2 separate regions of the Homo sapiens genome follow, and region 2 is linked to region 1. The links are chromatin contacts, found by Hi-C or POLR2A ChIA-PET in ENCODE. All regions are on one chromosome and are shown on one strand. The core of a region is the stretch at or near the end of the contact, and the rest is flanking DNA. Distances in the headings are between cores, read along the strand shown. Region 1 overlaps DGKG (diacylglycerol kinase gamma). Region 2 overlaps DGKG (diacylglycerol kinase gamma).

What was found. Hi-C counts contacts between places; a loop is a spot of excess contacts on that map. ChIA-PET counts read pairs that join two places held with the same protein, here RNA polymerase II (POLR2A). Pooled maps may share reads with other maps.
Region 2: a map of GM12878 shows a loop between it and region 1 (2.8-fold over the local background). The contact joins two enhancer-like sites. A Hi-C loop is called at or near these places in 5 of 168 maps with a recorded cell type or tissue (CD8-positive, alpha-beta T cell, GM12878, OCI-LY7 and 2 more), 35 of 37 single-sample maps with no recorded cell type and 13 of 50 pooled maps. POLR2A ChIA-PET finds 5 or more read pairs at or near these places in 2 of 52 experiments (GM10248 and naive thymus-derived CD4-positive, alpha-beta T cell).

The regions. Positions count from the first base shown.
Region 1 is chr3:186,150,542-186,154,953 of GRCh38, reverse strand. All of the region lies in intron 24 of DGKG (diacylglycerol kinase gamma), which reads left to right. Among named protein-coding and RNA genes, the nearest start is that of ETV5, 44 kb to the right of the region's middle. Within about 2 kb of position 2,498, at least 4 of the 41 ENCODE cell types and tissues checked have a DNase peak (open chromatin) inside an H3K27ac peak, as active enhancers do.
Region 2 is chr3:186,237,205-186,241,616 of GRCh38, reverse strand. All of the region lies in intron 20 of DGKG (diacylglycerol kinase gamma), which reads left to right. Among named protein-coding and RNA genes, the nearest start is that of DGKG, 120 kb to the left of the region's middle. Within about 2 kb of position 2,161, at least 3 of the 41 ENCODE cell types and tissues checked have a DNase peak (open chromatin) inside an H3K27ac peak, as active enhancers do.

The DNA.
Region 1 (4,412 bases), core at 1,249-3,748:
GTCTGGTGATTCTCAGACTTGAGTATGCATCTACATAACCTACAGGGGTTCTGAAACACAGATTGCTGGGCCACATCCCAGATTTTCTGGTTCAGTAAGTCTGGATGCCAGAGAGTTTTCATTTCTAACAAGTTCCAAGGTGATGCTGATGCTGCTGGCCTATGAGCCACACTTTGAGAACTAATGACGTAGTTGAACTTCCCAACTCATCAATAAATCCCACACTTCTTCCCCACCCTCTGCAAAACCTGATTGTCCAGTTACATTCTTTTTTTTTTCTTTTTCTTTTCTTTTTTTTTTTTTTTTTTTGAGACAGAGTCTCGCTCTGTTGTCTAGGCTGGAGTGCAATGGCACGATCTCGGCTCACTGCAACCTGTGCCTCCCAGGTTCAAGTGATTCTCCTGCCTTGGCCTCCCAAGTAGCTGGAATTCCAGGCGCCCACTACCACACCTGGCTAATTTTTGTATTTTTTAGTAGAGACGGGATTTCACCATGTTGGCGAGGCTGGTCTCAAACTCCTGACCTCAGGTGATCTGCCCCACCTCGGCCTCCCAAAGTGCCAGGATTACAGGTGTGAGCCACTGCGCCTGGCCTTGTCCATTTACATTCGAAGGCCTCTGATGGCAGGAAACACTGTCAGGAAGCAGCACATTCTAGGATCTTGGAGAGCCCGGAAACAACTAAGACCGGAAAGCCATGCAAACCTTCCTCCTCCCTTAGGCTCACCATATTTCTTTAACTTTTAAAATATCGCAGAGACTATTTGAGACCTTCCAGATTTGTGCCTTTCTATGCATCTCCAGTTCAAATTACAGCAGACCTCAGACACTTTTCTTTTTTGTTGTTTTGTTGTTGTTGAGACAAGGTCTCACTTTGTCACCCAGGCTGGAGTACAGTGGCGAGAACACGGCTCACTGCCGCCTCGACCTCCCAGGCTCAAGCGATCCTCTCACCTCAGCCTTCCAAGTAGCTAAGGGCGCGCCTCCACGTCTAGCTAATTTTTGTATTTTTTGTAGAGACGAAGTTTCACCATGTTCCCCAGGCTGGTCTTGAACTCCTGCGCTCATGCGATCTGCCCCTCTGGGCTTCTCAAAGTGCTGGGATTACAGGCGTGAGCCACCGCGCCTGGCCCCTCAGACACCTTTCAAATGGTTTGGGAAGGGTTCACACTTCAGGTTATTGGCCATTTTACTAGGCATTATCTGAATTACACACCCTGAGAAGGCAACATTCAGGAAGAAGTCCCTCAATCTCTTGCTTCTCTTGAAGTAATAAGAATGTGTTGGTTTGCAGAAAACAGCCCCCAACAAAGTCAATCCCCAGCACTAGTGAAGTTCACATTTTTATTCTATTTTAAAGGGGAAATTACATGCTGTAATAGTTTTGTGAACTTCGAACTATCATGCAAGAGTCTAGTGTATCAATTCTCTCTGTGATCAAACAGAAAACTATGCACTAAGCTGCTGATCTTAGCACTTGGCCAGGTGCTGTCAGTGATGTGAATAGTTTTTAAGAAAATCATGGAGACTTTAGTTAATGGCCTGACTCGCCCAATTACCAAAGAAGCTTGGGTGCTAACTACAGAAACGTGGGATGACCTCTTTCTATCAGGGTTTGAAAAGGCAGGCTTAGCCACATCCAACTACCTCCTAAAATAGGATCATAACTATTTTACCTGCTAGCCCCTAATTTGAGGGTAAGGGACTGATATCTCTTTGACTGGAAATGAGGATATGATTTCATACTTCTTTCGGTTCTATAGTAATAGAATCCACAAAGCTGACCAAAATATTATGTTACCCAGGAGCCCCAGACTCCTACCCTGTCAAGACCTTTGTCAGAACCGCTGAAAAACAAGCAGGAGAGATTTGAGTTTTACTTCCTCTTCCGTGCCCTGGAGGTACTAACTAGCAAATAAATAGCTCAGCTAAAGGGATAAAAAAGAGAAGCAAGGGTCTTGTGTCATCTAAATAAAAAAAAAAAAAAAAAAAAGGCCGGGCGCGGCAGCTGGTGCCTGTAATCCCAGCACTTTGGGAGGCCGACACGGGCGGATCATGAGGTCAGGAGATCGAGACCATCCTGGCCAACATGGTGAAACCCCGTCTCTACTAAAAATAAAAAAATTAGCCAGGCATGGTGATAAGCACCTGTAGTCCCAGCTACTCAGGAGGCTGAGGCAGAAGAATCGCTTGAACCTGGGAGGTGGAGGTTGCAGTGAGCCGAGATTGCATCACTGCACTCCAGCCTGGGTGATAGAGCGAGACTCTGTCTCAAAAATAAAAAAATGTGGGGGAGGGGCTCTACCAGCGGGAAATGTAGGCACCAGCTACCATCCTCTGCTTCCAACAGAGCCATCTCCACTGCCAGCACGTAGGGCTTATCAGTCAGTACTTCCACAGTGTGTTGTACCCTGAACAGGCACTGCACTGGCTCAGAGAGTGCCGTGGTGAATAAGCTGAAGTCCTTCCCCTCATGGGCATGGGAGATCAGGAGTGAGAGAAGGCTGACCACAGGGGAACATGCCACAAACGTGTTCCACAGGGGAACAAAGAATGCTACATTGCATGCCACAGATAAGTGCTGTCCGAGTCTCCAGTCTCCAGCCTATGCCTCGCTTCCGTGCGTCCTGGGATAAACATAATGCCCACAATAAGACACACAGCACAAAATGATGTTGATGCATTCTCGGTTTTCTCCTCTGGTGACTATCAAAAAACAGAGACTCTCTCCCCTTTTAGGTCTCTGGGCTGGTGGAAGCCAACATAAGGATCATTTTCAGCTTTTAGCACCAGGTTATGCTAATTGTCCACAGTGTCTTCTGGTTCTATCCTTCCCTTCCATTTCCTGGAGCCCTTTATTTTTATTTTATTTTTTTGAGATGGAGTCTCTCTCTGTCGCACAGGCTGGAGTGCAGTGGTGCAATCTTGGCTCACCACAACCTCCGCCTCCCGGGTTCAAGTGATTCTCCTACCTCAGCCTCCCACGTAGCTGGGATTACAGGTGCCTGCCACCACCTCCAACTAATTTCTGTATTTTTAGTACAAACGGGGTTTCACCATGTTGGCCAGGCTGGTCTCAAACTCCTGGGCTCAAGTGATCCGCCCATCTCAGCCTCCCGAAGTGCTGGGATTACAGTTCCTGGAGCCCTTTCAATGTAAACCTGGCTTACAGTAGTGCCCTCTTAGCCAGGCACTCACTACCCCAGCTCACCTTGACAACAGCTGTTAAATAATTTCCCTCAAACTCTTTTCTTTTGTGTCATGTTATTCTCCAGCACAGAATGCCATCTCTCATGCTTCCTCATTTCTTCATGTGAACCCAGTCTTTCTGCCTCCCTTTAAAACCCCACACCAGCTGCCCCACCTGTGTCCATGACCACATTTCTCATAGTTTGCCCTGAACTCAACCTGCTCATCTGTGACTTCTCTACCCACTCCCTTTTCATCAACACATTTCCTTTCCTTCCTTCAGATTTTAAAATTCTTTCCTCCTTGTTCCCATCAGACTTTTCTCATTCCATGCCCACCTTGTTTTGGACACCACTTGGTTTAGCCGACATTGATTTAAACTCGTTGATGGTTCTGTGTTCAAGAGTTCTGTTGTTCCCTGCGGTCACACTGTCATTTCCTATAATGTGGTAAAAACCACAAGAATGAGTTCATAGGTTCTGTTTCTTTTGACATCCATCTTTCTCCTTCTCTTTCTCCATAAGACAAGGATTTTACTAACTGTTACTTTCCATTTTACAGTTTACAGTGGGCTTTCATTGACAATCTATTCTTTGATCTTTGTGAGGAAAATAAGACAAATGTTATCCTCCTCATTTACAGTTCAGTAAGCACTGGCTCTGAAGAGTCAATGATTCATCTAAATGTTCACAGCAAAGAAGTGGAAGTGTCTGGACTCAAACCCAGGTCTTTGAATTCTAATTGCTTCCTGTTCCCACTTCATCGTCCTACTCTGAGCATTATCATACTTAATAAATATTGTGGATGGATAATGTAGATTATTAAGGTGGCAAGGCCACACTCAGGTAGGAATTAACTATTTCAAAGCCATGACCTGAGGATAAGGTTGGGAATAAAGGCAAAAATGAGAATACATCAGTGTCTTTCACTTCTGATTGACTTAAAGTTTACAGGAGGAAACACTTATAAACCCTAAAATTTAAAGAAAAAAAAGTTTTAAAAAGAATTTGGGGTCTTCCCTCGAAGGCCAAGAAAAGAGGAAATACATAAGGCACTCAATTGGGAACTCTCCACATAATGGTGCTTGGTCAGAGGTCAGACCAAAGCCTCGGTCACTTGATTGACATCTCAGCACTGCCTTGGCAGGAATGACCAGGAGCAATGGAGGCTGGGAATCTGAAGAACTGGGCTCTAATTGTGCTGCTGCTCTGTTTGTGAACTTAG
Region 2 (4,412 bases), core at 912-3,411, 87 kb before region 1:
GGTGTTGACTTTTATTTAGCCCACAGAATTGTCTTTTTATTTATTTATTTATTTATTTATTTTTGAGATGGAATCTCACTCTGTCACCCAGGCCAGAGTGCAGTGGCGTGATCTTGTCTCACTGCAACCTCCTCCTCCCAGGTTCAAGCGATTCTCCTGCCTCAGCCTCCTGAGTAGCTGGGACTACAGGCGTGCACCATCATGCCTGGCTAACTTTTGTATTTTTAGTAGAGATGGGGTTTCACTATGTTCACCAGGCTGGTCTCAAACTCCTGACCTCAAGTGACCCGTCCTCCTCGGCCTCCCAAAGTGCTGGGATTACAAGCAAGAATTGTCCTTAAAAGAGAGGTTAGAGTGTTCATTGAAGACATTCATTTAAAGCCCAGGACCCATCATTTTCATCACTGGCCATTTTCATTCCTACTCTTTGTCCTGACCCCACAGCCTGAGAAGTCAACCAAGAAGAAGGAGGTCTTTTTAGAGGTCAGAAACTGAACACTATAGCTTCAGAAAGAGCGATCTGTGGGATCCGATAGCAGCTGAACGAACCTTTTAGGAAGTGCATCCTGCCACAGCATCTTCTTGCTCTCACACACACAGACTATACACACTCACTGCACACTAGGAACACGTGTACTTCCAGCCCCTGATACTATAGTCACAAACTTACAGTTCAGATGATCTCCTCTAACGGTCTTTTGCACTCCCAGATACACACAAACCACTTTTTTAAAAAGTACTCCTCTTCAACCCATTCCTCAGGCTTTTAAGGTCCTCTTTTCACACAAGTATCTTTTTTTTTTTTTTTTCATGGAGTTTCGCTCTGTTGCTCAGCCTGGAGTGCAGTGGCGCGATCTTGGCTCACTGCAACTTCCACCTCCTGGGTTCAAACAATTCTTCCGTCTCAGCCTCCCAAGTAGCTGGGATTACAGGCACCCACTACCACACCCAGCTGATTTTTGTATTTTTAGTAGAGACAGTGTTTCACCATGTTGGCCAGGCTGGTCTCGAACTCCTGACCTCAAGTGAGCCACCCACCTCAGGCTCCCAAAGTGCTGGGATTACAGACTTGAGCCACTGCACCCGGCCTCACACAAGTATCCTTATACGTACTCATGCACATGTGCCATATGCTTGTGAAAGCCACGGGGCTCTGTTCATTCATTCATCCATTCATTCAGCAGATCTTTTGAAAACGTAATGCACACCAGACACTGTTCTACAGGCATTTTGGACAGACGCATGTAGGGGACTCACAGCCTGGTGCTGGAAACAGGCTGGAAAGCAGATGTGCAGAATGGTTTGTGTTAAGTGATGTAACTGGAGGTGACCTATGGGAGCAAAAACCAAGGACACGAAACGTGGCATGGAGGGTTTTCCAATGACAGAGACGCCTGAACCAAGACACGGAAAAAGAGGAGGGCAACACAGGGAGAAGGAAGCAAATGTACGAAAAGATACGAAGGAGTGAGAGGGTGCAGTATACTTGTGGAAGAGCAAGATGTTCAGTGTGATCAGTTGTATGGTCTCGGCAGAGGAAAGAAACCAAACATCTGTAATTCCCAGAAAGCAAGGAAGCAGAGGGAGGGAGAAATTTCTCCATATGCCAAAAATCAATAGGCAGGCCAACATATGACATAAATAGAGCAATCATCCATCACCCACATGATTAAGTACAATTAGAAAGACACATCCGTCAGAAAAAAAAAAAAAAAAAGATTGTAGCGTGCATTTTAATGCAAAGTATGAACAAATTCACTGTGATCTGTAGAACTGTTTTTCCTTCTCCCTTCCGAGATCCTATAAACAATACTTCTCTCTGAGGGTAGGTTCTCAGCTCACTCTTCACCTGACTGAGGTCAAGGTAGCATGGATGACATGGTGACAGGCCCACGGATTTGCACGTAAACCTGCGTGCTCGCCTAACAAACGAAGACAGAAGGGCTGAGGTAGCACCTATTTCACAAGGTCACCGAACGCTTCCTATGAAGAACTTTGCATACATACTGCTTCTACCCTGCCTATTCGCCCATGTCTAAAATACCCAGGAGTGCCCAATTTGTCCACTGAGAGGCAGGCAAGCAGCCATTTTCTTCAGGCTTCCTTATTTAGCATTGGAGATGGTTTTAAATAGGCAGGTGGTTGTTGCCATGGTTACCCCATTACACCAGCGGCTAAACTTAGGAAAGGCCGCAAGGCATAGGAAGAAAGCTTGATACCCAGGATTTGGAAATGTAAACGGCATTATCAAACAAGGCCTATTTTACTCAGCTGAACTGAGGTTCTCCAAAGAGTAGTTACTGCTTGGCCGGAAGCCTTTACCATTACTGCCCAGGTTTGGACTCTCAGGGATAATCTTGAGGTTAAATCTTGGGAGTTGTCATTGCTGTGTTTTGTTCTGTTTTGTTTTGTTTTCAGCAAGGGAGAGTGACTAGTCAGGTCCGGAACACTTACCAGGAAACCGGAATCATTCACGTTGCTGATTCCCTTTTCTTGGCTATTCTAACAAGAATTCTTAACCTGGGATCCAAGGGCTTCAGGGGTTTTGAGAACACCTTGAAATTGTACTAAGGTACTGAATGTATTTTTCTGCAGAGAATGTCCATAACTATCAGAAGATTCTTAAAGGAACCTATACTCCCAAAATGTTTAAAAGTCACAGGTCTGAGGCCTCTTTGAATCCTAAGAGGCATCAAATTATGACTCAAATGTTGGGGTTTCAGGAAATTCTTCCTCCATGGCCTCTCTAGATGGGTTGTTGCCAGGGAAGATAGTGGGTTCCAGAAAACCAAGTTATGTTCTCTGATGGAATAGTTTCATTAATGGAGCAAGAACCAGAACCGAGGAGGCAGGAATACGAGCCATGTATGATGGGCAAAAAAGAAAAGGCCTTTAACGGCAGAGATGGGGTTATTTTTGGCCCTGTCTACCTCCTAGTTATCAATAGGCTAATCATTAATTGCTAATTGAGGAATGTTAGGGAGATTATCGTCTCACTGTTGGCATAAAGAACAAAAGAGAAATTTGATTCAACTGAGATTCTAAAGTGTTTGAAAGTGATCTGGAATAAAGGGCACATAAGATGTGGCCCCTGCCTTCAAGGAAATCGTCGTCTAGCAAAAGAAAAGGAAAAATAGTGCTCAAGTATTCTTTACAAAATTATTTTAACATACAAGGTGGTTACATTTCATAGGTGATATAGTATACAGGAAGTCGTATAATATGTAAGAACTTATTAATGGTCATATCCCAAACATCATTTGCAAATGGATTGTTTTCTTTTTGGGGGATGTTTTTGGTCTTTTTTTTTTTTTTTTTTTTTTTAGAAAGAGTCATTCTGTCACCTGGCCTGGAGTGCAGTGGTGTGATCTTGGCTCACTGCAACCTTTGCCTCTCAGGTTCAGGTGATTTTCCTACACAGCCTCCTGAGTAGGTGGGATTAAAGGCACACACCACCACGCCTGGCTAACTTTTCTTCCTATTTTTAGTAGAGATGGGGTTTCACCATGTCAGCAAGCCTGGTCTTGAACTCCTGACCTCAAGTGATTTGCCTGCCATGGCCTCCGAAAGTGCTGGGATTACAGGTGTGAGCCACCACTCCTGGCCAAATTGGTTGTTTTAGGTGTAGCAATAGTGTTAAAGGGGAACCTGACTAAGAACTGTTTTCATTTTTTTAGCTCCTCCTAGATGCCAAGTGGTGAACTAGGGTCTTTAAATACATTAAATTATTTAAATCACAAAACAACCTTTCAAGATAAATATTAGCATTCCCATTTACAGATAAAGGAACTGACACTGGAAGAAACCAAGTCAACTAACAAAAGTCATGTATTTTTTAGGCAGTGGGGCTAATTTAATTTCTGACCTAGCTCTTCACTCCAGAGTCCAAGCTCTGTTTGCCGCAACTGCTGTCTCACATAGATTTCATTGAGCAAGCACTGATGTATACCAGACACTCTGATAAGTACTTTATACATCATCCCACTCATTGCTCACAATAACATGCAAGGGTAAGTGCTACTGTCCCCATTTTAGAAATGAAGGAACTGAGGCTAAGGAGGATGGAGCTGTCATTGGCATCATCTGCCTTTATGGATTGTCTCTGTGGGAAAATGCCTGCTGAGTTCCAAAGGGGAGGAGAACAGGTACACCATCCAGTCATACCTTGTATGGTGTGAGCATTCTCCCTGTTTCCACGTCCACAGCAAGGAGCAGGACTGGCTGTATGATCTGTGTGACCCAGTGCAAAATTAAAAATGTGAGGCCCCTTCCTCAAAAATGGGACAGCAAAGCATTAAACTAAGCACTGAGCCCTCTTAAGTGTGGGGCCCTGGAGTCCACATCTCACACCTATGAGGTGGCCCTGGCAAGGACAGAGGAATTAATAAAAAGAAGACACTTTTGCCAGTAGT